Regions from separate parts of the Mus musculus genome. Here region 1 is linked to region 2. Evidence: chromatin loops called from intact Hi-C (ENCODE). Cell type or tissue: left cerebral cortex. All regions are shown on one strand. Links, peaks and the distances in the headings refer to the core of each region. The heading gives the core; the rest is flanking DNA. Region 1 overlaps Rbm25 (RNA binding motif protein 25). Region 2 holds the start of Gm51952 (a long non-coding RNA gene).

The links. Peaks named below come from ENCODE experiments on the same cell type or tissue, not always from the same donor. Only the 100,000 strongest peaks of a DNase experiment are listed, where the experiment ranks them.
Region 1: a loop joins it to region 2, with 2.2 times the contacts of the local background. A loop is called at or near these places in 2 of 42 quality-filtered maps.

What each region holds. Positions count from the first base shown.
Region 1 is chr12:83,644,905-83,661,009 of GRCm38, reverse strand. It overlaps Rbm25 (RNA binding motif protein 25), which reads right to left. Exons shown (of 19, transcript NM_027349.4): 4 at 14,706-14,873; 5 at 12,755-12,812; 6 at 9,566-9,723; 7 at 1,402-1,587; 8 at 649-702; 9 at 332-415. Among named protein-coding and RNA genes, the nearest start is that of Rbm25, 21 kb to the right of the region's middle. In left cerebral cortex, for the core only: no CTCF peak of the experiment used is centred there; no DNase peak of the experiment used is centred there.
Region 2 is chr12:83,559,509-83,575,613 of GRCm38, reverse strand. It overlaps Zfyve1 (zinc finger, FYVE domain containing 1), which reads left to right. Exons shown (of 12, transcript NM_183154.4): 3 at 478-982; 4 at 6,551-6,765. It overlaps Gm51952 (a long non-coding RNA gene), which reads right to left and starts at 13,592. Exons shown (of 2, transcript XR_003950093.1): 1 at 13,559-13,592; 2 at 4,661-7,045. In left cerebral cortex, for the core only: no CTCF peak of the experiment used is centred there; a DNase peak (open chromatin) is centred at 6,657.

The DNA of each region.
Region 1 (16,105 bases), core at 3,889-8,888, 86 kb before region 2:
CTGCCCACAAGATAAACTGAACTATATGTATGTTATCCTGCTGCCCCCTGAATAGTTTAATCTGACCTTGATGTTCATGTTGAAATCTAAATTAACTTTTGTTATATTAAAGTGAGATGCTTGCAGCAGTCAGTGACTGAGAACAATTAGCAATGGCCACTATTAAATATGGTATTAGTCTTCTGTTCTTTTGTTTCTACCTTAGTATCAATTAAGCCTATTAAAGGCAATAATAAATTATACTCTAATGCAAAGTTGATTTTCTTGTCTTTTTGCTTTGGATTCTGTAAAAAGTCTAGATTGGTATCAAGTGAAAAATCAAGAATACTACCTTGTGTGTATCTCTGAATTTGCTGATCTCTCGGGATATCAAATCTCTTTTGTCTTCTTCCATTTCAATAGCATTTATATCCTCCTAAAATTAAGTGAACAGAAAGGAATAGATTTACATACATTAATAGAAAAATAACAAAATTTAGTATTTAATGCAAGTATTACAAATACATCTAAGTAAAACCCACCAACTTGGAAGTAAAATCTAATGTTGTAAAGTTATGATAATAATAGTAATAGTAATAATAATGATAAAAATCACATATCTGGCAGTTAGTGCACACATAAAAATCAAAGCCTACAGTTCAAACGAACCTTGGTGATGAGTGGGTAAGGGATCAATGGGGCCACTGGAAATCTACGGAAAATCTGCAGAGAAACCCACAAAGATTTTTTAAAAAACAGCTCACATTGTGCTATAATTAGACTGACTACATACTTATCCAGGAAATAATAACTACGTGTGATATTTTCTTGATCTCAAATTACAGTAAAAATGATTTATCTTTAAATCCCTCTATCACCCATCACATGCTTTTTTTTCAATAGCCAAAATACTCTTAAGAGTACCAGGACTGTTTCCTAAGATAAGGAATTCTAACATGTAAGAAATTATCATTTGAGATGTATTTGCATGCACAAAATTTATCTACCTTATAAAAAGATTTGCCTATAATTCTAGCCAAAAAATAATACTTCCGTAACTTACCCTCTTCATTACTATCAGTTATTTTTATCCTTCCATATCAATGGAGGAAGAAAAATTTCAACTTTACCTAATTATCTGACTAACTCTTTACATTAGTATTCCCAATAATACCAAGTAGATGCACCTTTTGGACCAAATAATGAATAATTACAGTAATACAATTGTATCTGGCCAATGATAAAACTAAAATGCCCAAAGACACTGAAACTCAAAACAGAACTTACACTATCCCTAAATAAACAATATATATGTGTATTTTATAGCATTTTTCATGACACAGACAACTCCTGAGTTTCTAAAGAAACATTGTACTTTCCAGAAGAATAAATTATATAAATTACTATTGTCAGAACACATACGTCCTCCTTCTTTTCCTTTTTCTTCTTTCTGGGGTGAGAGTCAGACTCCTGTGAGGGGGCATTTAGTTCACTGGAATATTCTCGGATTAAAACTTCAATGGCCCCTTTAATCATCTGGTCTCTTCGCTTTGTTTCTTCATCTAAGGCTTCTTCATCATCATTAGTGACAGTTTCTGGTCTGGCGTTCTTAAAAACCAACACAAATTTGAGGAGAATAGACAAAAATTATTCCAAAGAAAAAAATATCAATGGGCTAACCAAGGAAAATACTAGATAGCTATACTACAAAACCTAATCACCAGAAAGGTTATAGGCTGCAAATGAAGGATTCTTTCCCCACATATGCTTCTACATGTTTTTTAATCTTTTAAAAAACTATTTCCATGTTTGTATATCTGTGTGTGCTACGGCATACATATGGAAGTCAAGAAGACAACTTGAGGACTCCTTCCACCACAGGAATCTCAGGAATCAAACTTGGGTAGTCAGTCCTAGCATCAAAGTTCCTTACCATTTAACCAGCCCAGCTTCCAATATGTCTATGTGCAGCAAAAGCAGCTTATGATAACCATACACCTGGCCAGGAATGGAGGTATACTCTTTGAATCCAGTACCAAGGATGCAGAGGCCAGTGGATCTCTGTGATTTCAAAGCCAGATGTGTGTGCATTTGTCCAGAACAATCTGAGAGCTACAGAGTAAAACCATGTCTCTGCTATATACCATACTCCTTTCTGTCTGACTTGCACATGCAGTAGGTCAAAACCTAGCCAAGAATGGTGATGTACACCTTTAATCCCAGCACACAGGAGACAGAGAGGGCCAAAGGTATCTCTTGACTTTGTGGCCAGCCTGATCTACAAGAGAAACCTTGTCTCAAAAAAAAACAAACACAAGAATCAGTCAAATACATAGACGCACAACTTGTTTATACTTTATCAAAAAGAAGTGTTAGACTTTAGTAATAATTTATTTAAGAGTAACTTTCTGATTGGGCAATGGTGGTTAATGTCTGAATTCCCAGCACTAGGAGGCAAAGATAGGATTTGGAATATGTGTGCAGCTGGGATTACATGAGACTTTACCTTTCCTTTCAACTAAACACAATAACCTCAAAGAATAGTTAGCATGAATCTATGGATCTACAAATACCACAAATGAAAGGTAAAGAGTTTACCCTTCAGTAAAAGCCAGCAGGAGTGACAAATGAAAACAGCTCTCAGGCAGGATAGTAATTATTAGGCAAACTTCCCTTCCCTAAGGGGATCCTATCTCAAAAGAAAATCTGTCTCTCAGAAAAACACAATCTTCAAACATACTGTTGTTGGTTCTAATCATGCTTTAGAGCCCCCAAATATAGAATTCATATAGTTAAAACTAAAAATTTATTCTAAGACCTGAAAACTTTTGATTTCCCCTTACTTTCAACTCAACACTTACTCAAAACATAGGGAAAAATAAAGAATGACACAGAAGGAAAAAGCATGGATAATTGTGCATACAAAGCAATTTTTCTAAACAAAAATTATACATGTTTATGTCTCAAAATAGCAATTTACTTGGTAATATATACTGACTACATTGGCAGGTAACAAAAATCATGCTTGTAGAACCAGGAATATAAACGGGCCTTGCTTAGGAGGTATCATTCTGGATTCAACACAATATAGCAAGAGAAAAAGAACTATAATCTTCCATATAAATGCCAGGTTCTTGGTCACAACACATTCAATTCTACTCAAGTTGATTTTGCGCTATGTGATTACTTAGTAACAAGTATAACTTACCAGGTGTTTCATAACAACCATCATTAATTTGTTTCTATCATTAGAAACTATTTCATATACATATTCAATAAGCCTTACATTAACATTTAATTTAAATAAATTCTTATTCAGAGCACACTTTATGATACTTATAGAAAACTTAGCACAATTTTTTCTTCTTTTTTGATTGCTTATTTTATTTATTTACATTTCAAATGTTATCCCCCTTTCCGGTTTCCCCTCTGAAAACTCCCTATCCCATCCTCCTACCTCCTGCTCCCCCACCCACCAATTCCGCCTCACAACCCTAGCATTCCCCTATGCTGGAGCAATGAACCTTCACAAGACCAAGGGCTCCCCTCCCATTGATGCTAGATAAGGCCATCCATCATTCGGCTGGAACCATGGGTCCCTCCATGTGTATTCTGGATGGTGGTTTAGTCCCTGGGAGCTCTGAGGGGTCTGGTTGGTTAATATTGTTGTTCTTCCTATGGGGTTGCAAACCCCTTCAGGTCCTTCAGTCCTTACCCTAACTCCTCCGATGGGGTCCCCAAAAGCACAAATTTTTAAAACTTTTTTGGACCATAAATGTTTATTAACATATAGTAAGAAATAGAAGTATATCAAAGATAAACACCCAGTTTCTTACTTTCTCAAACCTGCCTCTTCATCCAATCTTCTGGCTGCCAATTTTCTACTTGGCATCTTAGATAAGGACAAGATGCTTTTACACAGGACTGTAATTAAACTATTAAAATTATTTATTAAACAGTATTAATAAACTATAATTGGCGTGACTGTATTTTAAATTGGTAATTAAGGTCCTTAAATTTATACACCTGTCACTAAAATCCACAATGATATGATTTTGGCTTTCTGAAAGTTTTCTATGAAAGAGAATGCTCTAGTAACACGGCTATTGATAATTCAAATTTAGCGCTTAGAGTGTGTTACTGTTTTTGCTCACACAAACGCCAACATTCAGCCCAAGCCGACCTCTTAAACCTGCTATACCACTCACTAACTATGTAGCACCAAACCCAGGTCCTTCATATCTAAATTCTACTCTATCAAAGTATTCACTGCTGGACTTTGGTGCTGAAGGCCTTTAATCCCGCCATTTGCGAGACAGAGGCAGGTGGATCTGGCCTGTGAGTTCAAGGCCAAGCAGGGCAGCACAGTCTTAAAAAATGAAATCCAGAAGAAAAATATATGATCTGTGTGACATTTCCTACATTCCTGATTTCTTTTCCCTTGGAAGACTCTCCATAGGTTTCTAACCATAGGAATAGGAATGGAGTTGTAAATTCAAAGGCCTGCTAATATAGAACTGTCCTTGTAACGTTTCACCAGCAAAAAACACTCCAGATCCTTCTACGGCAAAGCTTTATTGCTTCTCAGGAAGACCCCGAACCCGGAAAATGGAGCTGCTTAAATACCCCTCTGTGTGACGTGTCAGCTCCTGATTAGTTGCTCGCTCATCACCCCACTCCTACACCCCGGGATGGGCAGTGACTTGGCATGAATTTACTCCAGCACCTGCGCACATTGCTTATTTACTAGTTAGGCACTGAGGAAGCCAGCCCCATCTTGTAATGGTGATTGTGCACGGCTTCCCACATAGAATTAACCTGTAGACCCTAAATTATCATCTCCTACAAACTGAAATTGAAAGATCCATACAGCTATTTTCCACAATTACAACCATGAAGGATTTAAGAAAAAAAGAATTCAAGTCTACCTTTCAAATGGCTAACTGCCCCTCAATCTACATTTTCAGAAAGAAAGCTTATGAGCCTAATCAGTCTCTTAACTGATTGCTAATTATCAGTAGTACAAAAATATCACAAAAAGATCACAGGACAGAAGATTATTTGGAATTATTTAAAAAGGTCAAGCCGGGCGTGGTGGCGAACGCCTTTAATCCTAGCACTCAGGAGGCAGAGGCAGGTGGATTTCTGAGTTCGAGGCTAGCCTGGTCTACAAAGTAAGTTCCAGGACAGCCAGAGCTATACAGAGAAACCTTGTCTCGAAAAACCAAAAAAAAAAAAAAAAAAAAAAAAAAAAAAAAAGTCAATAGATAAGCTGCCAAATATTATCCAAAGCTCACACAATTTCCAAACAATTACCCATTTCTGAATTTCAGCTTCTACCTCCAAATCCAAAGTGAGAGGAAACAGAGCTTCTGGAGACGTTCTCCAGACTAACTCTCATCATCTGAAACACAAGCAGTTTTGAGGGAAACCCAAAGCAAATACAGTTCTTTCAGAAAACACGACTCACTAAATGAACTTGGAAGCAATTATGTGAACATTTTCTCCTGAAGCACCTTTTATCTACTAGACTGTAATGCACATACATGGCTTTCCAGAGATTATCTGTACTCCAACAGCTGCCAATTAATTCTCTTTGTTTTGCTTTGCATTCTAAGACACATGCTGGTAGATCCTGGCTAGCCTGATTGAGGTAGATGGGGCTGACCTCAGATCAACCTGCCTTTCCCTCTCAAATGGTGAGATTAAAGGCATGCACCAACCTCAGCTCACCAATTCATTTTTCTTTTATTCGTATAGGTGTTTTGCCGGCCTATATGCATACCACTTGCATGCCTGTTGCCCATGGAGGCAAGGCCAGAAGAGGGTGTTGGATCCCATGGAACTGGAGTAACAGGCAGTTGTAAGCTGCCATGTGTGTGCTGGGAATCAAACTTAGGTCCATTCCAAGAGCGGCCAGTGAACCAGCTTTCCAGCCCACTGGTTTATTCTTGTACACATGGTGAACAAACACAGCTTGAAACAATCATTAATTATCTCTAGACTTATTGCTGGGTAGGGAGACAAAAAGCAGCAAGCAGAACACAGACTAGATAGATCAAACTGGATATAGCTGCAATGATATACAATTTTACTAAATACAAGCTTTAAAAAATGGAAAAGGAAAAAAAAAACCTAATCTATATATAGACTGAAATATTTTTAATCAAACTATTTAGTTGATAAGAAATCTTTTCTTTCAATTCAAAAATCAGGAAAAAATAGATCACTCCTTTCATACAAATTATTGTTTCTCTTACTTGTGATCTTTCTTTGACCTCAGAGTCAGAGGAAACTAAAAGTCAACAACAGAGCTAGTACTGTTATTCAGTAAACATTCATATCATTATTAATTTAGAAGATATTTTCCTAGGTGGTAATGAGGTAGCTACTGAAAATCATGGATGTGGGAGGTAAGCAGAATCCAACAGGATGATGGGCTATAAAAGAGACAATAATAAGAGCATATTGTGGTAAAGGGGGGGGGGAGGGACATATTCAGAACAGTATTTATAATGATACAGGTTATTGTGTGAAATTTTTTCCAAACTGAAACATTCCATCCTGTAGTTCTCTGAACAGGAAGGTTGACAACTAAAAATAACTTTAATAAGTCCCTGAAACTGACCAGATTCCCCTGACAAAATGAACAATAAAAGCTGAGAGAACAATAAAGGCTGGAGAGATGGCTCAGCAGTTAAGAGCACTGCTGTTCTTCCAGAGGTCCTGAGTTCAATTCCCAGCAACCACATGGTAGTGCTCAACCATCTGATGAGATCCAATGCCCTCCTCTGATGTGTCTGAGAACAACTACTCACATAAATAAATCTTTTTAAAAAAAAAAAAAGGAGACAAAAGCTGAGCTGCAAATAAGTCTCTCAAAGAAAAGCTGGGAAAAAAAAAAAGACTAAGAACAGATATAAGAAACCAGCTGAGCTAACAAGAGGTTTAGACCAGTTACTGGAAAGGACAACCTCTAAGCTACTGAACTGCATATTGAACTGCACATAGGCTGTACGATGTGTTTCAGTTTCCGAGTTTTGTGAGCTATCACCTCTGCTTGATTGGGCCTTGTTGATGTGGCTGTCTGGGTCATATCTGCTCCTGGGAATAACTCCTCATCCATATTCCTGTACGGATCACCAAGCTGACCTTTTGTGGCATTTACACTCTGCTCTGTCATGAGTGCCTTATTTAGGGGAGGTTTTATCACAGGTATAGGAATCAGATCATGTTAATTAGATAAACAAAATTTTAATGAGCTTAGATGGGCAATAAAACAAAGAGATCAAATAATAATTTAAAAAGTCTGTGGAATGGTGCCAATAGATGGCTCAACATGTAAAGGGGCCCTGCCACAAACTTTACAACCTCAGTTTGATCCCTGGGACCCAAATGGTAGAAGAGAACTTCCATGAGTTGTCTTCTAATTTCCACATATACATTCACAACCTACACATACAAATAAATAAAACAAATTTCTTTAAAGATCCAATAAATGAGATAACATCTAATCCCAGCACTTGAAGTGAGTGGGGGTGGGGAAGAGTTCAAGGTCATATTACAAAGAGTAGTAAGAAGCTACATGAGATCCTATCTCAAAAAAAAAAAAAAAAAAGTCAAAACAGAGACTGAACAGAGCTGAGCAGTTAAGAATCTTGCTGCTCTTGACAACATGGGTTCAGTTCCTCAACAAACATGGGGGTTCATAGCTGCTTCTAACTCTAGGAAATTAATAACATTTTTGGTTTCCACAGGAAATACACGTATATGGTGCACATAAACACACATGCTCACTTTCACATAAATAAAAATCTCTCAAAAAAAAATTCCAATAAGTTAAAACAAATCCAAGGGATATGTAATACAACAAAACCTTAATACTATGCCCAACACAGGCTTTACTTCATATGGAAATCCAAACTACTAAAACTAAATCTGACAAATAAGCAACAGTTATTTTTGTTTTTTTGTTTGGTTTTGGTTTTTCGAGACAGGGTTTCGCTGTTTAGCCCTGGCTGTCCGGGAACTCACTCTGTAGACCAGGCTGGCCTCGAACTCAGAAATCCACCTGCCTCTGCCTCCCAAGTGCTGGGACTAAAGGTGTGCGACACCACGCCCAGCAAGCAACAGTTATTTTACCCTGTAAATATATATATGTAGTATATGTCAGTGAAATTATCTAAGTAACAGAAACAAGAATTATGCAATAATACATTTTGGTTTTTAAGTCTCATGTCACCCAGACTAGCCTCAAATTCCCTGTACAACTAATGAGCTTGAACTCCTGTCCCAACTGCTTTTACTCCCAAGTGCTGGGACTGTGCCATTGCAGCTGGCTTTAATCTTGTTTTTATGAAATAAAAATATTCCAATTAAAGCTATACTCATGGGGTAGGGATGTGACTCAGTGGCAGCATACTTCTCTGTAACACAGGCTCTACCCTCAGCACTGGAAGAAAGAGGGTACACAGAAGAAAATGCCTTCCAGAGCATGAGAATAGAACGTCTATAGTAAAGTACTTAAGGTGTCATGAAACTTAACTTCTTTTTTATAATATGGTTAAATATGAGTTTTAGAAACATTCTTTTAAGGGGCTGGAGATGGCTAAGCAATGAAGAACACTGACTGCTCTTCAAGAGTCCTGAGTTCAATGCCCAGCAACCACATGGTGACTCACAACCATCTGGAATGGGAACTGTTGAGAGGATACCCTCTTCTGGTGTGTCTGAAGACAGCTACAGTATACTCACAATTTTTTTAAAAAGGTTAAAATTTTCTTTTTTAAAAAAAGTAATACACAAAGGTTTTAGAAAGGGTAAGAGAAGGCTATATCTCTCTTCAAAAGTAATGAAAGCTAGATGAAAGTACAGACCTTTGGGGTTTTTTTTGGGGTTTTTTTTTGTTTGTTTTTTTGTTTTTGGTAGGGGGAAGGAAAACAAAAGAAAAAACAAACACATACACATATATATGTATATGTACATATATATGTATATACACACATATGTACATATATACATTTAAGACACTATATACTCAAGTTTAAGATTGTTTTGTGAAGGATGCAATATATATTATCACACAAGACAAAAAGACCTCCTTTATCCTCATGCAAAGTAAAAGAATTAAAATGAAAAATAAAAATCCTGAATAAGGTCACTCATACATGAAGTAGTTAAGACTTATTTTCACTCATTTCAGAATCCAATCTGTGTGCACTAAAAGAGAGAGGATTACTAATAAACATTGTGTAGGTTGAAATATATATTTTATACTTACTTACAAAGCTGCCTTAATGAATTAGCTCTGATTGGAATAGTCTGTACAAGTGTTTTCTCTGGCAAGTTAACCTTGTCCAGCCTCCCTTACTACTTTCATCCCAACCTGGAACAAGCAAACCAACAGTCATCCACCCACTGTGGGTAGATAAAACACTTATCTACAAACTATAAAATACACTCCTGCATAAGCCACAAGCACATATTACAATGACAATAATCTTGTGAGACTCCATGCTAAATTTACTTACAATATGAAGTATTTACACAGAACTGGCACAGGTAGGCTAGAAAAGATATTACATACCCCATTAGCTTTCTTCTTTGCTTTCCATTCATCCAACTGTGCCTTTGTCTTGGCATCAACTTTAACAAGTAGCTTCTTCTCTCCAATCTGAAGGTCATGCAATAATCTGAGAGCACGGAGGGTAGATTCAGGCTCTTTATACTCACAAAATCCAAAAGCTAACAATAAATAAGAAGAATTTGTGAAATATTAAGGTATTAAAAACATGAAAAAATACAGCAAGGCAAAATGATTAAAGGTAATACTTATGAGGTCACTGAAGTCATCACCACAACACTGCTCTTTAACCCTCTAATAACCATTTCACTTTAACATTGATGAACCCAGAGGGGAGGGAGAGTTAAAAAAAAAAAAAAAAAAAAAGACCAGGGGAAAGAAGAAAATCCAGCAAATCATTATTTACTAAGAGCTAAAAAATAATGAAATTTTAAAAATTAAAAAAATAACAAAGGATAGGATATAGCATTAACCAGGGGCATTTTGTATTTTGCTGGGGCAGGACAGTTACAATCCCAGAACTCAAAAGCCAGAAGCGAATGAGAACTGGAATGGCTTTAAACTCAGAATAAATCCCCTATGAATTTCACTATAGAAAGCTCATATGTATCCTCAATGAAATGTTTTCAATTTGACTTTTATAGAAAAATTAACTGGACAGCATGGCTATTTTTTTTTATTAGAAAAAAAACAGGCAGTATTTTTAGGTACTATGATTATATTTTGGGCAAATTTTCCTACAGTTGCGCCCCCGCCAAAATAAAATGTTCATGTTTCAGAGTATATACTACAATACAGAGACAAAAATCCCAGTGCTTGGGGTGTACTTAAAAATAACATGAACAGCCAGGCACAGACGGTGACACACACCTTTATCACAAAATTCAGGAAGCAGAGGCAGAAAGAGGAACTCTGAGTTAGAGGCCAGGCTACAGAATGAGGACAGGACAGCCAGGGCTATACAGAGAAAAGGGAAAAGTGGGGAAGAAGGAAAGAGAAAGAAGGGGGGGGGGGTAATGAATGGGTGAATAAAGGAACACAAAAGAAAAGCTGTAGGGTAGGGGTAATAAGATTACTGACCATAAACTGATAATTATTAAAGCTGTGAGTTGTAACCATGGAGTTGTCACATCATCACATTTTGTATATGTGTCCATTTTTCCACAATAAAGGTTTTGATTTGTTTTTTTTTTTCCAAGACAGGGTTTCTCTGTGTAGCCCTGGCTATCCTGGAATTCACTTTGTAGACCAGGGTGGCCTCAAACTCAGAAATTCACCTGCCTCTGCCTCCCAAGTGCTGGGATTAAAGGCGTGTGCCACCACGCCTGGCGGTATTTTTAAATCAAGACTTGGTATAGCTTAGTAATAATGGTGGCCACATATATGAAACACTCCCCTAAATTGACAGCACCAAGAGGAGAAAAAGGAGACAGAGAGCAGAGAATTTAGCAGTCTAGAATGAAAGGCAGTTTACTTTCAAAATAGGCCATAGATAGCTGGGAAGCACTTGCCATAGAAGTGTGTGGACCTGAAGATCCCACGTACCCACAGGACCCACATAAAAGTAGAAGTAATATGGCAAGCCCTAGTAATCCCATCCCTCCAGAAGCAAACATGGAAGAAACTCCCTAGCCAAGATGGCTAGCTATTCTACTATCTACAAGCTCTAAGGACAAGAGACTCTTAAATAAAATGAGGAACATTTTTAGAAGACACAAGAAACCAACCATACATACATACATACATACATACATACATATATATATGCACACACACACACACACACAACCAAAGAGCTAAAGATGGCTTCACACTAAAAAAGCACTTGTTTTTACCAGGGACCCAGGATCCATTCCCACCACCCACAAGTCAGGGAAAGCAACTCCTCCATCTGGCCTCTGCAGAACTGAACACACGAGGTGCATAAGCACACAAGTAGGCAGGAAGGCACACACTCATATACACAAAGTGAAAATAAATAGGCCTAAAAAAAAAAAAAAAGTCCAGAGCCAGGCAGTGGTGGCACATGCCTTTAATCCCAGTACTCGGGAGGCAGATGCAGGTGAATTTCTGAGTTCAAGGCCAGCCTGGTCTACAGAGGACAGCCAGGACAGAGAAACCCTGTCTCGAAAGGAAAAAAAAACAAAAGCAGTCCAATTAATTACCCTTCCCTCCTCCTGAGCTCTAATTATTGCATTTGGGTCAGGCAGCCTTACTTTCAGGCAAAAGAACCTCAAAAATCTAAAAAAACTAGTGGGAGAGCTAGAAAAATAGCACAGCAGTTAAGAATACATGCTACTCTTACAGAAAACCAGGACTCCTGTAAGGCAGGTAGAAACCAACTCTACCTCCAGTTCCAAGGGAGCCACACCCTCTTCCAGCTTAGATATGCACTGTATTCACATACAGAAACCTCTACACAAATTACAGGCCAACAGGGCTAGAGAGATGGCTCAGTATTCTTCCTGAGGTCCTGAGTTCAATTCCCAACAACCACATGGTGGCTCACAACTGTATCTAATGAGAACCAATGCCTTCTTTTAAAAAGCATGAAGACAGCATACTCATATACAAAAAATATATGTGTAGATGTAGAGATAGATAGATAGATAGATAGATAGATAGATAGATAGGAAGGAAGGAAGGAAGGAAGGAAGGGAGAGAGAGAGAGAGAGAGAGAGAGAGAGAGAGAGAAAGAAAATAAATCCTTAAAAAACTTATAGGCCAGTAGTAAGTTTTTTTAAAAGAAACCACTGGATTTGTCCAGTCTAGCATATTCAAAGAGGGAAGGAAGAAAACACTATTGAGTAATGCTCATTTTTTTCTCTTCTACCTCCTTTTCTGCTTCAACTTTTGAATCTTCTAATCCCAAATTTCAGCCAAACATATTCAATGGCCTTTTAATACATTCTTAAGAAAATTAAAATAAGGGCTGGCGAGATGGCTCAGTGGGTAAGAGCACTGACTGCTCTTCTGAAGGTCCTGAGTTCAAATCCCAGCAACCACCCATAATGAGATCTGATGCCCTCTTCTGGTGTGTCTGAGGTCAGCTACAGTGTACTCACATATAATAATAAATAAATCTTTTAAAAAAAAGGAAAAAGAAAATTAAAATAAAACATGCTAAGTTTATATAAACTTATACAAATGGGTTAAAATGGTGGCAAAAACGAGTAAGGAAATTATGTATACCTTGAAGTTTCCCAGAAGCACCTTGCACTCTCTTCCAGCTCAACACCAAACCACATTTCTTAAAAAGAAATTTAAGAATTACCACTTAACAAACAAAAGTTTCAAGACAAGTAAGATCACAATTATAGGTTATAGTGTATGGTAGCTCACACCAGTAATAGAAGAGACTGAGATAGTACTACAAGTTTGAGGGCAGCCTGGGACGATAATACCATCAATACAGGAGGGAAACCAGAGAACAAAATGCTCAGCACGATCATGCTGGCAACTAAGCTTGTTAAAATTACTCCAAATCTCCCAAACACTTGAAATATCTAACAGGCTGCTTAAACAAATACATAAAGCCTTAGCAGGAAGTGGTGGTGCAGATCTACGATCTCAGTACTAGGAGGCAACTGCAGGTAGCCTCTTGAGTCTGAGGCTACCCTGGTCTACTGAGGGATCCCAGGGCAGCCAAGACTACACAGAGAAACTCTATCTCAACAAACAAACAAACAAACAAACAAACAAAACCCAAAAAACCAAAAACAATATTTTTAAAATCTGTTGACTCATAAAATCTGTTGACTCATAAAATCACAACATATTAGCCCAAAAATTACTAGTAAGGTAAATGCACTCTTAGTATGATTAAGTTTTAATCACTTTAATTAAGTAACTCAATATCCCCAAAAACGGGGAATAAGAATAAAATGAAACAGCCTGGCGGTGGTGGCACATAGCTTTAATCCCAGCACTTAGGAAGCAGGGGCAGGCAGATTTCTGAGTTCAAGGTCAGCCTGGTCTGAGTGAGTTTCAGGACAGCTAGAGCTATTCAGAGAAACCCTGTCTTGAAAAACAAAACAAAACAAAGAATGCAATGAAACACTTGTGTTAAAAAACTGTACACTTGGGCTGGTGAGATGGCTCAGTGGGTAAGAGCACCCGACTGCTCTTCCGAAGGTCCGGAGTTCAAATCCCAGCAACCACATGGTGGCTCACAACCATCCGTAACGAGATCTGATGCCCTCCTCTGGAGTGTCTGAAGACAGCTACAGTGTACTTACAAATAATAAATAAATAAATCTTAAAAAAAAAAAAAAAAAAAAAAAACTGTACACTTAGATTGGAGAGATGGCAATGTAGTTAAGAGTTCCAACAGAGGTTCTGAGTTCAATTCCCAGCAACCACATGATTGTTCATAACCATCTCTCATGGGATCTGATGCCCTCTTCTGGTGTGTCTAAAGAGAGAAATGGTGTACTCAAATACATAAAATAAATAAATCAAAAAAGAATTTGAAAAAAAAAAACACAACAAAAATGGTATACTTTGAATCTAACAAATAAACAAATCAAGTTCTAAGAAATATTTTATGAAAGCTCTAACTTGTATCAGGAAAACAAGCTAAATAAATAAAAAGAAATAAAACCAGAAAACTTGTTCTGTATTATGGTTCCAAAATGAAGCACATATTTATATCATAAGCAGAAAACAAAAAGCAGTTAATACACACATCACTGGGAAGGTTGAGTACAAACTATGTAGTGGTGAATACAGCAGCATTTGGATCGTGTGTAAGGACAATATCTATCTGCTCTCAGAAACATCCATTTGACACTCAAGTGAGTATTATATCGCAACTCATCCATAAATTATGAAACATGGATATTTAAGAGACAAAATTGGTAAGTTTACTGATGAATCTGAGTCACAGAGTTCTAGTGTGATTACTAGACTGCTCTTTTTCTACAGATTTGATAGTTTTTCATATTAAAATGCTGAGGGAAAAAAATAGAGAACTTAGGCATGAGCACACAGGCCTTAGTCCCAACAATCTGGGAGATAGAAGATTCCCAGCTTTGAGGCCAACCTGGACTACCTGAGATCCTGTCACAAAAAAACAAGCTACTCAGTAAGTTTGAAATTTATTAACAGTTTTAAAAGGTGAAAAATAAACATTTTAACTTACAGCTAAGAGCTGTCGTATAAGCATGTCTGAAGCCTTCTCAGAAATGTTCCCAACAAAAACTGTAGTAGTAGGGCCACAATTTTCATCATTTTCTTTTAATTTTAAGCCTGGATGATCCTTTCTGGCTCCCAAATGCTTTCCAACCATGGACACGGTAGGTACTAGGACCTATGGTAAAGAAAAGCAAAAAATTTGATCTGGCAATTATGACATTATACTAAAAACACCAACTATAAAGAATAAATACATAGCATATGATTAAATTCCCTACATATCTAATCTAAAACTTTTAAAGCATGTAGTATATTTCACTAATGCAAATTTACTCTTAACAATTAAATTTCTATTTTTAATTACTTTTAAAAGAAAACAAAAATGTCAAACTTTTATGAGTTTTTAAATGTTCAAAACAAAAACCATTTGAGATTACTTAAAAGAAAAAAGCTAGTAATTTTATCACAATTATACTCAGTACCAAGATGAAAGCAAAATCATTATTCCTGATAATCTTGTAGCACAATATTGAAACACTACAAAAACTGTCAACACTTTTGCTTTTTATAAGGTCCTTGTGTTTATTAGTTAATTTTCACTTCAAACTTGCAATCTCCCACATACAGGAGCAGAATTCTATGTACTCGACAATGAATTCATTACAAACTAAGTAAGCCCAGGTAAACTACGAACTGGTGGAGCTGCTCCAAAGCCCAACTTCCCATTCCCTTATTCTGTAATATAAAGGGGAGTGTCATCTGGAATGTTCTAGAACTGAACTTAGGTGCATACCTTTAACCTAACACTAAGGAGACAAGAGGCATGTGGACTTCTACTGCATTTAAGGTGAACCTGGTTTACATAATGAGCTCCAGACCAGCCAGGACTATAAAGTGAGACACTATCTCCCAAAACAAAAGCAATTAAACAAAAAATAAATAGCCCAACTATTTGGGAGGTTTAGGAAGTATGGCCTTGTAGTAAGTTTGTCACTGGAGGCGGGCTTTTAGAGTTTAAAATTCCCACCACTTTAAATTCACTCTCTCCTTCCTGTTTATAGTTTCAGATTTGAGCCCTCAGTTCTTCCTGCCTTCATTTCTATCTGGTGACATGGTCCCTTGCATTATGGACCCTTATCAATCTAGAAGAGTAAGTCCAAGTCAACTCTTCTATTAATGACCTTCTTCATCCTGGTGTGTAATCCATTGATCGTTCAGAGGACCCAGATTCAGGTCAGAAGTACATCAGATGCTCACAGTCACCTGCAACATGGGCAGTTCCAGGGAAACCAACCTTCTAGCCTTGAAAAGCACTGCATGCAAATGCTGCACATACTGCCAATTAGGACAGTATATACACATACTGTTTCTTTACATTATCTAAGCTTACCAAAGTTTTATATTTCA
Region 2 (16,105 bases), core at 4,662-9,661:
AAGAGCAGCCAGAACTTTAAATCATCAAACTGCTTCATCCTCCATTTTTAGCTTTCCTAACCACTAAGTTCTCTCCCTGACTGAAGCTTCAGAGGGTCTCACAAGCTGATTGCTGAAGTGAAACTTGCCTTGGAACTGCCTTTTCCTTCCATTTTGAAGAGTCAGAAAAGGTCTTTTTCCTGGGAAGCAGTCATATTTCTTTTTTTTTTTTTTTTTTTTTTTTTAAAGATTTATTTATTTATTATATGTAAGTACATTGTAGCTGTCTTCAGACACTCCAGAAGAGGGAATCAGATCTCGTTACAGATGGTTGTGAGCCACCATGTGGTTGCTGGGATTTGAACTCTGGACCTTCGGAAGAGCAGTCGGGTGCTCTTACCCACTGAGCCATCTCACCAGCCCAGCAGTCATATTTCTTATAGGAGTTAGTTTTTCAGTTCCTATATTTTATTGTCTTGATTTTTTTTTTTTTTGAAGGTAACAAATGAAGAGGACTTTATCAGGAAATTGGACTGTAAGCCTGACCAGCATCTCAAGGTGGTTTCCATTTTTGGAAATACTGGTGATGGAAAGTCTCACACACTCAACCACACTTTCTTCTATGGCCGAGAAGTCTTCAAAACCTCCCCTGCTCAGGAGTCCTGCACAGTGGGAGTGTGGGCAGCCTATGACCCAGTCCATAAGGTAGCAGTGATAGACACAGAAGGACTCTTGGGGGCCACCGTGAATCTGAGCCAGAGGACACGGCTGCTGCTGAAGGTCCTGGCCATCTCAGACTTGGTCATCTATCGAACTCATGCAGACCGGCTGCATAATGACCTCTTCAAATTCCTTGGGGATGCCTCGGAAGCTTACCTGAAGCACTTCACCAAGGAACTCAAGGCCACCACTGCACGATGTGGCCTGGATGTCCCCTTATCCACCCTGGGCCCTGCAGTTATTATTTTCCATGAGACTGTGCACACTCAGCTTCTGGGTTCTGGTGAGTAGACAGTGGTGTGTCACAGACTGGCTTTTTAATGCTCTGGGGTGCAGTATGGTGATGCCCAGAAAAACTTGTACCCAGGCAAGATTTAAATGTTCCAAGAAGGTTGCAATAATGAACAGGTGCGTTAGACTAAAGGTCCTGGGAGATCGGGGTGGGGTCTTTTTCCCTGGGATGCTGATGGTGCACACTTCAGAGAGGGCTCAAGAGAGATTAGAAGAGCCAGGCAGAGTGATTATGCCTGTAATTTGAATATTTTATATAATTAATATTAAATATGGCAGGTATAATGGTATATGCCATTAGGCCCAGGATTCAAGAAATAGAGACCATCCTTAGCTCTGGGTCAGGGGCCAGCAGAGGCTACATGGGACTCTTATCTCAAACAACAGCAGCAACAACAACAACAAAACCTAGAAAGGCAGCTGACATACAGGCACTGTTGGAAGGGTGTGAGTGAGGTGAATGCATTCTTTCCAAGTAAGACCATAAAGTGGCTCATGGGCAGCTACTAAGAACTTCCCTCTTAAAATATTTCAATAATTAAAACAATGCTATTCTGATGAGAATGATTCATTAGAAACGGGGTAAATGCATGAAAGAGACCAGATTGGGGCTGGAGAGATGGCTCAGTGGTTAAGAGCACACTGGCTGCTCTTCAAGAGGTCCTGAGTTCAATTCCCAGCAACCACATGGTGGCTCACAACCATCTGTAATAGGATCTGATGCCCTCCTCTGATGTGTCTGAAGACAGCTACAGTGTACTCACATACATAAAATAATAAATAAATCTCTTTCTTTCTTTCTTTCTTTCTTTCTTTCTTTTTTTTGGTTTTTTTTCAAACAGGGTTTCTCTATCCAGGGTTTGGCTGTCCTGGAACTCACTCTGTAGACCAGGCTGGCCTTGAACTCAGAGATTCTCCTGCCTCTGCCTCTCTGCCTCTCTGCCTCTGCACCTCTCTGCCCCCTGCGCCTCTGCCCCTCTGCGCCTCTGCCTCCCAAGTGCTGGGATTAAAGGTGTGCGCCACCACTGTCTCGCATAAATAAATCTTTAAAAAAAGAAGGGAGGGAGGGAGGGAGGGAGGGGGAGAGAGAGAGACAGACAGACAGACAAACAGACAGACAGACAGACAGACAACCAGAGGCCTCACATGCTGGAAGCTCAGCCCCAGTCTGAGGCCATCCTGGTCTACACAGTGAGGTCCTCTCTCAAAATACAAATGAAAAAGAACAGAAGAGAAACAGCAGAGAGTTCTCAGTGGAGGAGTTGGCCTCAGGAGTATGACTTATGTCTGTGTCCAGGAGAGTGTGGATCCTGTGGAGGTGTGTGTGCTGAGTGCATCTGTAAGCTGGCTTACTGTTTGTTTCCCTTGAGAAATACGGAGTGGGATTATCAGGTGCAACATATAACATTATATATCTAAAATCATTAGAGTTTTTAGATGTGGTGTGGTGGTCTGCCCTTTAAAACAGTTACACTGTTCACATCTATCTGTATATTCAGTCAGGAAAGTACCCATGTCATGTGCCAGGCAGAGAGGTGTAGAACTAAAAACCTCTCCCCTCAGTCTACTTGGAGAGACCGTCCAGTAGTCTGTTCTGTAGCATTGTAGGCATTGGAGCTGTGGGAATGGGGAGTGGGACCACACATCCTCGGAAGGAGGAAGCAGTGTCCGCAAGTTGAACCTGGGATAGGCAGAGCAGCTGGGAAAGTTCTGGGAGGAGCAAGTCCCAGGCAGTTTCCTTCCCAGGAGTGGCTGTATGCAGGAACCGGCTGTAGATCCCCAAACTTCAGGGTCAGCCTTTGGGATGCATTCTCTGTCTTCTAGAGGGCTCTCGAAATAAAAGCTTCATTTATAATTTAGGTACCTTGGCTTGTGATACTCCTGGTTGCTTTTAGTTACAACAAAATGTAATGGAAGCCAAGAAGAGTTAATCCAGTAGCTGGATGTGAGCATGTGGGCCTATAATCTTGACACTCAGGAAACTGAGGCAGGAGGATTGAATGTTTGAGACCAGCCTGAAACATTGAGACCCTCTCTCAGAAATTAAAAAAAGCCGGGCGTGGTGGCACACGCCTTTAATCCCAGCACTTGGGAGGTAGAGGCAGGTGGATTTCTGAGTTCGAGGCCAGCCTGGTCTACAGAGTGAGTTCCAGGACAGCCAGGACTATACAGAGAAACCCTGTCTTGAGAAACAAAACAAACAAAACAAAACAAAAAAAAGAAATTAAAAAAAATAAAATCAAGTTTAAGCTAAACTCTAAAGGTGTTTTGTTTAACCCGTCAGTGTGTCTGGCCATTGGTTATCCCCCTTGACCCTCTCCTCACTTGTGTTTGTGCTTGCCCGTGTGTACATGTGAATGTATGTGTGTGTATGCGTGTGTATATGTTCATGTATTTGCATGTACACACGTGGATACAGCTCCCTACTGGCTACACATCTTTCCTGTGTTTTCACTTTGGGATATGCTCTGTCTGTCTGTACCTCTGTCCCCCAGATAACAGTACATCTCTCATCTGGGCCAAACCCTTCCTGACCTCCTAGGCCATCTCCTTTCTGCACTCTTCCTCTCACCCACACTCCCCACATCTGGAGTCATCTTGTGTGTGCTTATTTTTTTTTTGTGTTTTCCATGAAAATGGAAACGATATGAAGGTAGAAAAACTACCTACCTACCTAACTCACTGCTGCATCCATCCTAAAGAGCCCATATGAGTGTCTTGTGCACAGATGTGTGTGGAAGGAAGAATGAAGAGCTGTGCCTGTCTGAAGCATGGCTAGTTTATGTTGGAGGGAGCTGGAGATACTTGAGGATCGGACCATGGGTGACCTTGGATCAGTTCTCTGAAGGATCTTTGGGCAGGGACCTATATAATGTCAGGGCCGTATTTCAGAACATCCCTCTTCCCAAACCCTATCCCAGGAACAGTAAAGGAGCATGTCTGGAGTTGGGGAATCTCCCTGGTAGTCAGGAAGATGGCGGGGGTGGGGGGTGGGGGGAACTAAGTCATGACAATAGTGGTAAGAGGGGCAGTTGGTTGTTTTTTTGTTTGTTTGTTTGTTTTAAGATTTATTTATTATATGTGAGTACACTGTAGCTGTCTTCAGACACACCAGAAGAGGGCATCCGATCTCATTACAGATGGTTGTGAGCCATGTGATTGCTGGGAATTGAACTCAGGACTTTTGGAAGAGCAGTCAATGCTCTTAACCGCTGAGCCATCTCTCCAGCCCCGGGGGCGGTTGTTTGGAAGGACCTGGAGCCAGTTGTTTTTTGTGGTGGTTCCAGTGAGTCCTGACCTTCTAAAGACTAAGCAAGAAATGGCTATGAAGAGACAAGAAATGTTGATTCTGGCACTTTCCTGTGTGTTCAGTCCTTCAAATTATCAGTTCAGGCTTTTGAAATAACCAGCCCCTAGAAGCTATCTTTTTACTTTGTGCTATGTACAGTGTTGTGTGTAGCAGCCCCAAATGACAGCTCAGAGAACTGCTGGCAATATATAACCAAGGAGGTCCTAGCAGAATAGGGACTGGAACTACCGTCTTCCAATTTTGACATCTGGAGCCTTTTCTGGATCAAAAGGGCTTCTTGAAGTCTTAAGATAGAGCAAGACAGCAGAGGGGGAGACGTGCCAGAATGTGGACAAATGGGGCATTGGGTTTTTTGGTTTGTTTTTTTTTTTTTTTTTTTTTTTTTGCCTCATAGCTGTTCAGCTTCCCATTTCTGTTGATCTGGAGTGCTGGTAGGAGTTTAATAAGAAATGAATGACAGGTTAAGTATCCCTTATCCAAAATGCCTGGGACCAGAAATAGGATTGGAGACTTTGGATTTGGAATGTTTGCCAAAGTCTGAGAAAGGAGCATCCTGAATCTGAAAGTGTGAAAGCCAAGTGCTCTCCTGGTTAGTTTCCGAAGTCAACTGGACAGTCTAGGTTTGTCTAGGAGTCCCAGCTTGATCAGACTTGCCTGTGGGCATTTTTTGAGATTTAGTTTTTTGGTATAGATGCTTTCCCTGAATATATCTACATACCGTGTGCATAAATCAGCAGTGTTTGCGGGGGGGGGGGGGGGGGCAGAGAGGGCGGAGGATGCTCACCTGGGTCCTCTGGAAAAACAGTCAGTGTTGCCTTACCACAGCATTTTACCACAGCCATCTCTCTAGCCCCTATTTTCTTTTGTTATTCCCCCCCCCCCCAAATGTGTGTATGTTTTGTCTACATGTATATAGTATCTACCTTGTCCATGTACAGAGGATGTCAGACTCCCTGGGACTTGAGTTAACAAACCATTGTGAGCTGCCGTGTGGGTGCTAGAAATTGAGCCTATGTCTTTTGGAAGAGCATCTAGTGATTTTAACCACTGGTCTGCCTCTCCCGCTCCAAACCTTGTTTTCTTGATTGCTAATTGATGTAGATGTCTAGGCCACTGCAGACAGTGCCATCCCTATGTAGATGCGCCTTGGCTGTGTAAGAAAGTAAACTCCCCACCTCCCAATGGCTTTTGTCAACCGCAGAAATCAGTAAGAAGACAGTGTTGAAATCTTTTCTGACTTAGGATAATTATTTTAGGGATGCCCTGCCTGCCTGGACTTTGTTATGTAGATGAGCAGAATAAAGTCACTTGAGAGCAGTGATTAAATGCTCCTGGGAAGATGGTGCAGACACTTTGGGAGGGAGGGAGAGAAGAGGCCAGGTCAAGTTCCTGGGTTGGAGAAGGCAGGGACTAATGCCTCACACTACTAATTTCAAATCTCAGCAGGAGCTGAGTGTAAGGAATAAGTCCAGGATTATGATGGCTGCTGTTTAATGACTGTCTCCTAAAATCTGAGCTAATATATCTTTAGCGTTTGAGTGCTTTTGTTATAGCGTTAAAGGAAGTTAATCTAAAATATCAAACCTTTATCTCTAACCGGTACACTGACTCTGCCCATCCCTGGCTGCTGGACAGGTGCGGAGCCTGTACACAAGCCACTCCCTCCGTCTTGCTAGTTTGCCACAGCTTTGCAGCTTCATCACGTAAGAGCAGAGTTCTCAGAGTCTAAATGGTGAATTGCTCACTCGCTGGTAGACAACTGGTTAAATGTATCCATAGGCTGGGGAACTGGATAGCTCTTAAAAAGAATAAGGTGCCTCTTCAGTATATAGTGTAACAAGTGACTACAAAGCAAGGTGTGGGGAAGGGTGATGTCACAGAAAATGTGGACATGTGGGAGGAAGACGATACAGGCCCTGTTTGTCCTTCCTTCTATGCTGATGTGTCTTCCTTTTTCTTTCAGTAAATCCTTTTCAAGATTCTTCTATGCAGACAAGTGCCCATTACATCACAGTGTGTAAGGCACATGTGCAGTCACACAGCCATGTAAACAGCGCCTGTTCGTGAGACGCCATCCCTTCTCCTCGCTCCTTTTTAGACAAAGCCAAGCAAGTGCAGTAATTCTAATCATATAGTAGTCGTGCCTTACATAGGTAGAGTTAAAATACATCTTACGTTTACAGCGAAAGGGAGGTAACTTTAGTTTTCAGAAAAGGCACTCACTGTCTACGTGCCTTTCTGCTCGTACAGATCACCCCTCCGAGGCGCCCGAGAAGCTCATCCAGGACCGCTTCAGGAAGCTGGGCCGCTTCCCCGAAGCCTTTAGCTCCATTCACTACAAGGGAACGAGGACATACAATCCGCCCACAGACTTCTCTGGGCTTCGGCGTGCTCTGGAACAGCTACTAGAGAACAACACCACCAGGTCTCCCCGGCACCCAGGGGTCATCTTCAAAGCCCTGAAGGTCAGTTGGCTCCTGCCCTGCCTGGGACTCATCAGTGTCCAGTACTAGGTTGGTGCTCGGAAGCCTGGGCTGCAGCAGGTCGGGACAGAGGGCGTGTGTGAGTGGAGGATGCGCACGGCCTACGCCTTCATCTTGTCAGGCTCTCTGGTAGGAAGGAATCTTGAGTCCACAGACAGTTGATAAAGGGTGAGGAGTTTGTAGCTCAGTTGGTAGACTGCTCCTGTTGTAGGTTGGCTCCCCTGGACCACATAAATGGGACATGGTGGTGCATGCCTGTAATCTGGACACAGGGGAAGTGGAGATGGGACCATCAGAAGTTCAAGGACATTTCAGCTGCTGATTATCAAGTCTGAGGACAATTGGGATTTATGAGACAGGAGTATTTAGGGGGGGTCTTTACATGAGGTTTTCTTCAGAGGAGATTCTGAAACATTGGGGAAAAAATTGCAAAGGAAATGATTTCTGCTGTGGAATTGGATGTCATTCAGTGTGTCACCTACATACGTGACATACATGGTATTGGGCTGACATTTGGGAAACACATCTTTGAGGATTATTTTCACTGGGTATGATGGCACATGCCTTTAATTTCAGCACTGTGGAGACAGATCAGTGAGTTCAAGGCCATCTTAGTCTCCATAGTGAGTTCCAGGCTAGCCAGAGGTACAGAGTAAGACCCTGTCTTAAAAAACAAAATAAAACAAAAACAAAAACCTATCGTTTTCCTTTAAGCCAGGCATATTGTGGATCCATGCCAGCAGTAGCATCAAACTGCTGTTTTGCTACACAATTAAATGAGATCCTGTTGTAAAGTCCCTGACTGTCCATCTCTAGCATGTTCTAATGGAGGCTGCTTGCTGCTTTGTAAGACAGAGCTGACACCCAAGTCAGACCCCGGCTTCCCAACCATGACAGCTCTGTAGAATCCGTTAGGCAGGGTCTTCTGGTGCCCCCCCTTTTAAAAAAATTTTTTAATTTATGTATATGTGTGTTTTACCTGCATGTATGTATGTAAACCATGTGCATACCTGGTGCTGTGGAGGCCAGAAGAGGGGGTTGGACCCCTGGAGACTGGCTTTACAGAAGGTTGTGAGTTGCTATAACTAATGGGTGCTAAGAATCAAACCTGGGTCCTCTGAAAGAACAGCAGTAGATACTTTAAACTTCTGAGGCTCCTCCCACTCCCCATTTTTGGGACAGGGTCTTTGTGTCTCTGGCTGTTTTGGAATTCATTAGGTAGTTTAGGCTGGCCTTGAATCTACAGAGATCTGCCTGCCTCTGCTTCCCAAGTGCTGGGACTAAAGGCATAGGCCATCATACCTAGCATTTGGTTTTAAGCTTTCTTTTTTTGGATTTGAGACAGGGTTTCTCTGTGTAACCCTTGCTGTCCTGCTGTCCTGGAACTCACTCTGTAGACCAGGCTGTCCTTGGATTCAGAGGCCCACCTGCTTCTACCTCCCAAGTGCTGGGAGTAAAGGCGTGTGCCACCACGCCGGCTTAATTTTTAATTATGCATATGCTTATGAGTGTGGGCTCAGGTGCCCCTGGAGGCTGGAAGGCAGCTTTGGGTCACTTGGTCCTAAGTAATCACTCTGCAGACCAGCCCTGACCTATTCTTGCTCCATTCTTTGTAATGCCTAATTAGTTTCACTGTCTCTACTAGAAGTAAATTTGAATGGTACTGAATAGGTAACCTTCTCACTGAATTCCTACTGAGTTCCAAGCTCTTAGGCTTCAAGGATTTTCTAGAATGTTGGAACACTGGTGGAGGCTTACCTATGTCAGCATTCAATCTTTAAAGGCACTTATAATAAAACAATACTGAAAGAGAGCATACACCATACTAATGCAGGGATAGGGTTTGAGTATATGGGCTATGAGAATGCCAAGGTTCCTTGAAACTCTGCCTCGTGAGTGCTTTCAGGCCTCTCTCTCTGTCAAGCAGACTTCACTGAAGTGGGTGTAGCAATGTGTGTGTTCATAGTGAGACCATATCTCAAAAGAACAAGCCTTCTTCTGCTTACAGACAGTATGGTTGAGTCTTGACGAAATTTATGTCTTATGCTGTATGCACTGATCAGAACACTCCCTGCATTTACTAAAGGTAGGACATTTTCCCTAGAGAAACTTAAAACTCCTTGATACTGCCATGGAAATAGAAATGCAGAGGCAGCCAGGGGTTCAGTGGGTAGAGGTGTTTGCAGAGCACCAAGCCTAACAACTTGAATTTGAGCCCTGGACCCATATGGTAGATTGAGAGACCCAGCTGCCACATGTCCTGTGATTTCCATGTGCACAAGCACACTCACACACTTACAACACATGAAAGAATTCTGCTTTTAAGACTGTGCTCACATTAAGAAAAAAAAAAAGCCCGGTGGTAGTGGTGCATGCCTTTAATCTCAGCTTTCGGGAGGCAGAGGCAGGTGGATATCTGAGTTCAAGGCCAGCCTGTTCTACAAAGTGAGTTCCAGGATAGCCAGGGCTATGCAGAGAAACCCTGTCTCAAAAAAAAATTAAAAAAAAAAAAAGATAGTGCTCAGTGAACAGTTTTTCTAAATTCACACCCTTTTGAGAGGTTAGGATTATGTGTGAAAATATAGACAATGTTAGCACACCCACAGTGACTGAGATAGAGAGGGGCCATCACAGTCCCTGCCTAGGGGAGCCAGGACAAGCACCTCTGTAGTTTTACTTTGTGGTTTTGGCGTTGGTGGGGTTGTAAGCAAGGACCTTCCTAGTGAGAGCCACATTCTCAGCCCACCACTAACACTGCTGGGCAGCAGGTGTGTACCAGTAAAGATACAGAGTTGAAATGAAAAATCAAAACGAAAAGAGACACATATCTTATTGTCATTATAGATGTAAATTTGTGACTCTTCCTGTAAACTCGTTGATAACTACAATATTTCATCCTAAATGTCCTCATAGACAATTACTAAGTAGGATATTATTGGAAAACTATGTGTTGTGCCTGCCTATCACTCCAATACTCAGAAGGTTGGAATCACTATGGTTTGAGGCCTGTCTGGGCTACCTAGAAAGTTCTGTAAGTTCTAGCCTAGGCTACAGAGTGAGATGGTATCTCTCTTATGTTCCACTTTTGGTTTTTTTAAAAAAAGGGGTGTGGGATCATGTATATTTGACTTTTTTTGCTGATGTTTCTTGAGTCTCATGTAGAACTCAGACTAGTCTTGAACTCTGTATGTAGCCAGCTCTGGCCTGGAACCTCTGGTGGTCCTGCCTCCACCTTCCAAATGCTGGATCACAGGTATTCACCAATATACCTTGCAGTATATATATATATGTACATATATACTTTGTTTTGTTTTGTTTTCAAGACAAGGTAGTCCTGGCTAGAACTGGCTCTGTAGACCAGGTTGGCCTCAAATTCAGAGATCCACCTGCCTCTGCCTCCTCCCGAGTATTGGGATTAAAGTCATGCACCACTACTACCCAGCTTTGTATATTTATATTTTCATAATGATTCATGCAGTTTCACATAGTTGCATATGTAATTCTATTTAAATGTTTTGGATTTTTTTTTCTGTTCTTTTTCCATCAAGGCTTTGACGTCAATACAATCTTTTATTTTCATTTTATATACTTAATTCACAGTTTTTTTGTACTAAACTCATCAGCTCATTCTTTGAGTAAACCACTTCTTTTCAACACTGGTGAATGCTTGCAGGCCCAGGGCAATAGGCAGTAGGAAGGGAACAGAGTCTCAAGGCAGTGAAAGCGTCTAAGCTCTTGCAGAGAGGCTAGAGGAGCACTGACCAGGAGATTGTAGCTCTGCTAGGATACCCAGTGGCTCAGAGGATGGACATGTGAACCTGGGAAGGATGGGACAGAAGATTGAGGCGTTGCCATAAAGCTAGGTGGGTCCTGGTGTAACTCTGGTATATGTTCATATGCTTGGTGTGCTGGCGCACAGTCTACACAATAAGTGAAATCACAGTTTTGGAGTTTTTGTTTTGAAGGTCTTCCTCTGTAGTCCAGGCTAGTCCATCTTCCTGGCTTAATCCCTGCACCCACTCAGTACTATGATCACAGGTGTATACCACTATACCTGCCTAATTTGCATAAATTGTGAATTCTGTCCCTTAAGCTGTTTTTGAGGTTTTTGAGGGTTTTTTTTTTTTTTTTTGCAAATTCATTTGTAGAAATAAGTCATCTGTGGGTTGATAGTGAAGTTCATAAGTTAATAAGATAGCTTAGCTAGTAAGGGTGCTGACTGCCAAGCCAGGTGATCTAACTTGATAGCCAGGATTCATTCACATAGTAGGAGGACAGAGCCAGGTCCTGCAGTCTGCCCTGATCTGCAAACATGCTGTGGCATGTGCATCTCTCCTCATAAACACACATCTCTAGGTAAATAACATTTTACGACTTTACACGAGCCTTCGAGACTCTCCATTTTGAGCACCACTGTTCTCCTGTAGTACTGGAACCAGTTCTTTAGCTTTGCCGGAAATAAAGTTTCCTTGCTTCTTTGAAAAACATCTTGGTTTGGTTGTGTATCCAAGTAATTATAGTAACCTGGAGGCAGAGGCAGGAGCATCACTGTAAACTCAAGGCCAGTTTGGTCTACATAGTGAATTCCGGGCCAGCCTAGGCTACAGATTGAGACTCTCATCTATAGAACCTTCAAAAAAGAAAAAAGTCATAAAGAGAAATCTTACAAGTTGGGGAGCTGGGCATGGTAGTACATGCCTATAGTCGCAGCACTTGGAAGGTAGAGGGAGGAAGATACAAGTTCATAGCTAGTCTCAGCTACATAGTGAGCTTGAGGCCAGCCTGGGATATATGAAAATTTATTTAAGAAAAACAAAACCCAGTGATCCACCTGCCTCTGCCTCCCAAGTGCTGGAATTAAAGATGTGCTACACTGCTGTCCTCTTCTTCCTCCTCCTCTTCCCCCTCCTTCCTCCTCCTTGTCTTTTTTTTTTTTTTTTTTTTTTTCCTTCTTCGAGACAGGGTTTCTCTGTATAGCCCTGGCTGTCCTGGAATTCACTTTGTAGACCAGGCTGGCCTTGAACTCAGAAATCCGCCTGCCTCTGCCTCTCAAGTGCTGGGATTAAAGGCTGTCTTCAGACACACCAGAAGAGGGCGTCAGATCTCATCAGGGGTGGTTATGAGCCACCATGTGGTTGCTGGGATTTGAACTCAGGACCTTCGGAAGAGCAGTCAGTGCTCTTACCCAGTGAACCATCTTGCCAGCCCAAAATGTTGTCTTTATAAAAGTTGCCTTGGGGGCTGGTGAGATGGCTCAGTGGGTTAGAGCACCCGACTGCTCTTCCAAAGGTCCAGAGTTCAAATCCCAGCAACCACATGGTGGCTCACAACCATCCATAACAAGATCTGACCCCCTCTTCTGGAGTGTCTGAAGACAGCTACAATGTACTTACATATAATAAATAAATAAATAAATCTTTAAAAAAAAAAGTTGCCTTGGTCATGGTGTCTCTTCACAGTAGTGTAGAACATTGACTAAGACAGACAGGGTCTCACTATGTAACCCTGGCTGGTCTGGAACTTGTTCTGTAGACTAGGCTAGCCTCAAATAATCCAGAGATCTTTCTGCCTCTGCTGTAAGTGAAGGCATATGCTATTGTGCCTGGCCTTACTCCCTTGATCTCTTTGGTTTTGGTCTTAGGGATTGAAGCCAGGACCTAGCACATGATAGGCAAGTGCCCTCAGTTCTTCATTCACTCATATTCATTATTGAATGGGAAGATCAGCTTTGGAATTGAGATTTATGAGAAGGGATGAAACAATGGGGAGTATACACTGGCTGCAATTTGAACATGTTGGTGATGTTTGGGCTACTAGTGGCTTTCCCGTTTGTGCCTGAAAATGGTTACCTGTTGAGAGGACCACTTTCCCTGTCATCTGGACACTGTTCTCCAGTCCCCACTATAGCTCTTAGTTGGGATAAGCACTCCTTCCCATAAGGTTCACAGCAGCACCAGCCTAGATACCTGTGAGCATGCTTTCACAGATAGAATCAATATCTGACGAAAGGGGAACAGAAAATTGGTAACTGTGGATATCTGTACTTAAGTTCTGAGTAATCAGGAGATGCATTTTCAGGTTGAAGCCATGTAGGTGTCATGTGATACCTTCTTTAGCCTCCAATCCTTAAATGTAGAAAACTCTGACTTTGCAAGTCCATCAAATTAGGAAGCATCTGGTAAATATTTATGAAGTTATCGCTGGAGGGTGGCGACACTGATTGAAGAATATCTATCCATTTGGAACCAGGCCTTCCACTGCTAACTCCTGATAACTGGGGCGAACCTTAAAGGTACAATAGAAAGGCCCCCTACTGTTGCCAAGGCAACTAAGGTTCAAGATCATCTGGTTTCCAGGCAACCAGGTCTCCAATTTTGCCTCAAATACTTTCACAGGCACTCTCAAGAGAAGCCCTTCCCTGCCTTTCCCTTGTAGCTTGAGACCTGAGGAGGAGAGACCAAGAACTATGGCATGATGTGAGGTTTGGAAATTATTTTTAGTCCTGGGGAATGGGCCTAGGACCTCCTGCCTGTACATCCTCAGACCTGGGCTTGGGAATTTTGAACTGGCTGAGCCAGTGGGTCAGGTAGGAGGTTCTGTTTGTACCAGGAAACACAATGGAGGAAGATGGTTTTCCCATTCTGTGTCTAAAATATGCTACCTTTGATTTGTTACTCTTCTCTACCCATGTGCTTGGTGTTTCTAAGCAGGCCAGGCCGGATATATGATTGTCAGCCTGTGGCTTGGGAAAGAAGTGGCAGGCTGGTTCTCTTACCCGGTATTTAAATGGATGGGGCTGTTTGTGTTGGAGTTCTCTCTGACGTCATAAGAGGTTACTGTTGCTCTGACAACACAAGGCAGCAGTTAGACTGTCTGGGTGGGAGAAGGCATGAGTGCCATGAGAGAGGGGCGAGCCACAGCTTATCTCAGGAAAAGCTCAGAGAGATGTTAAAATGGTTGTTTTGTTGTTGTTTTCAGACAGGGTCTCTCTGTACAGCCCTGGCTGCCCTCGAACTCAGAGATCCACTTGCCTCTGCCTCAGGAGGGATGGGACTAAAGGAGTGCACCACTAGGAGTAGCCACTGCCCGGTGTCTGTAAGGAACTTTCAGAGCAGTGAACTGAGCCACTTGAGATGATATAAAGTGTCCTGTCAGCATTGTTAAGTGACAAGTTCAACCCAGATAGTGATTGTATAGTAGCCAGGCACTGTTTATCTTTAAGGAAACAGGTATTACCAGAGTACAGTGCATCCTTTATGCTAGAGCTTGGAGGTGAAAGTTGGGGGATCAAGGGGTTTGGGTGAGCATTGGCCACATAGTAATATTGAGTTCACACTGGGATGCATGAGACTGACTCAGAACATAAGAAGACAGGTATTTAAATTAGCCTTTGGCCTATCTGTTGTAAAACCTTCAAGGCTGTAATATTGCTGTTCTCTGGCTCCCCCGCTGCCATCTGTAAGGCAGATTCCATGTCCCTTCACCGGCTCCCTGTTGTATCTCTGTGACACTTCATTAGATTAATAAACATTTTTTTTTGTATGTAAGTGTTCACCTGCAGGTGCTAGCAACCATGAAGACCAATACAGAGAGAGGCTCTTTTCCATTGAGTTTGTTTGAGCCTCATTAACCCAGGCTGGCCTTAAACAAGGGTCACCTTAAATTTCTGGTCCCCTGCCTGCACCTCTTCAGTGCTGGGATTATCAGCTTACAGCCTGAGAAAGGTTCTCGGGTCCTATGCACTGTCTGTTTAGGCAGAGAGGATGGCTTAGGAAAAAAGGAAAGCCATTTGAGCATCTAAGCCAGTAAAAAGGTGCTAGCCGCAGCAGCTAATGTGCCCTGTGTTTCACGTGGCTACGTTCCTTTGATGCTCAGTGTTTATTGTGAGATCTAATGAAGAAAGTGGTGCAGAGATGGATGGCCCATTCTAAAGCAAAGGAAACACACAGTGCACTGTCCACTACACACTGAAGTGAAGGACTTGCCAGGCCTTGGGTTTTAATGTAAATTTTCCATTTATTTTTTTGTATCAGGGCCTTTAAAAGACAGAGGTGATAGAGTGATCGTATATATGTACACACGTGTACACACAGAGACTTATTAGAATGGTTTCTAGGCTGTATTCCTAGTAGTCCAGCAATTGCTCTCAACTGAAGGATAGGCCAGAGATCCAGTAGTTTTTTATAAAACTGATCCCAGTCTGGTGCTAGAGTTCCCGGGGGGGGGGGGGGGGGATCTCTACCAAGCTGGCGCTTTACAGTCCGCATTGGAGTCCTGAAGGAGTAGGTTCTAACTCCAGGGAAGGAATGGCTCAGGGACAGGAGAGACCGTGAGAGTGAGGGCAGGCAGACAAAAGTAGAAGCTTCCCTCTTCTTTTACGTGGGCAGTCATCAGTGGGTGTGGCCTAGATTTAGGGTGGGTCTTCCGACTCATGCTGTGGGCAGTCAGTGGGTGTGGCCTAGATTTAGGGTGGGTCTTCCGACTCATGATCCAACCAAGAGGAATCCCTCACAGGTGTGCCCAGCTGCTTGGTTGAATTAATTCCAGATGTAGTTAAGTTGACAACAAAGTTTTATTCTATTATCATCTTTGGTTTTTAAAATATAAAAATAACCTACCAAATTTTTTGGTGACTTATAGGGAGACGATGCCCTACTTTCCCACCATTATCCTCAAAGTTAGTTATGCCAGCCATGCTTGAGACACACAGTCTGTCTTAGGATTTCTGCTATGAAACACATGACAGGGCTGGTGAGATGGCTCAGTGGGTAAGAGCACCCGACTGCTCTTCCGAAGGTCCGAAGTTCAAATCCCAGCAACCACATGGTGGCTGACACCCATCCATAATGAGATCTGACTCCCTCTTCTGGAGTGTCTGAAGATAGTTACAGTGTACTTACATATAATAAAAATAAATCTTAAAAAAAAAAAAAAAAAGAAACACATGACAAAAGTAAGTAGGCGAAGCAAATGTTTATCTGGCTTACACTTGCAGATCAGTCAGTCCATCCTCACTGGAGGAAGTCAGGGCAGGAACCTGCAGCAGGAGCTGATGCAGAGGCCATGGAGGGTGCTGCTTACTGGCTTTTTGTCCTAGTGTGAACAGTTTTTTGGGTCCAGGCCTAGTGACTCCTACATATAATCCCAGCACTAGGAAGATGGAGGCAGGAGTGTCAGTTTAAGGGCAGCCTCGGCTACACAGGTACTTGTCCCAGAAACACCACCACCAAAGTTCCACTCAGTGTGCCTTCTTGCTCTTGGCCCAGCATTTCTCCTGTTCTCTTCATGGGAGGAATAGCACCGTATGCTTCTGTTTTCAACT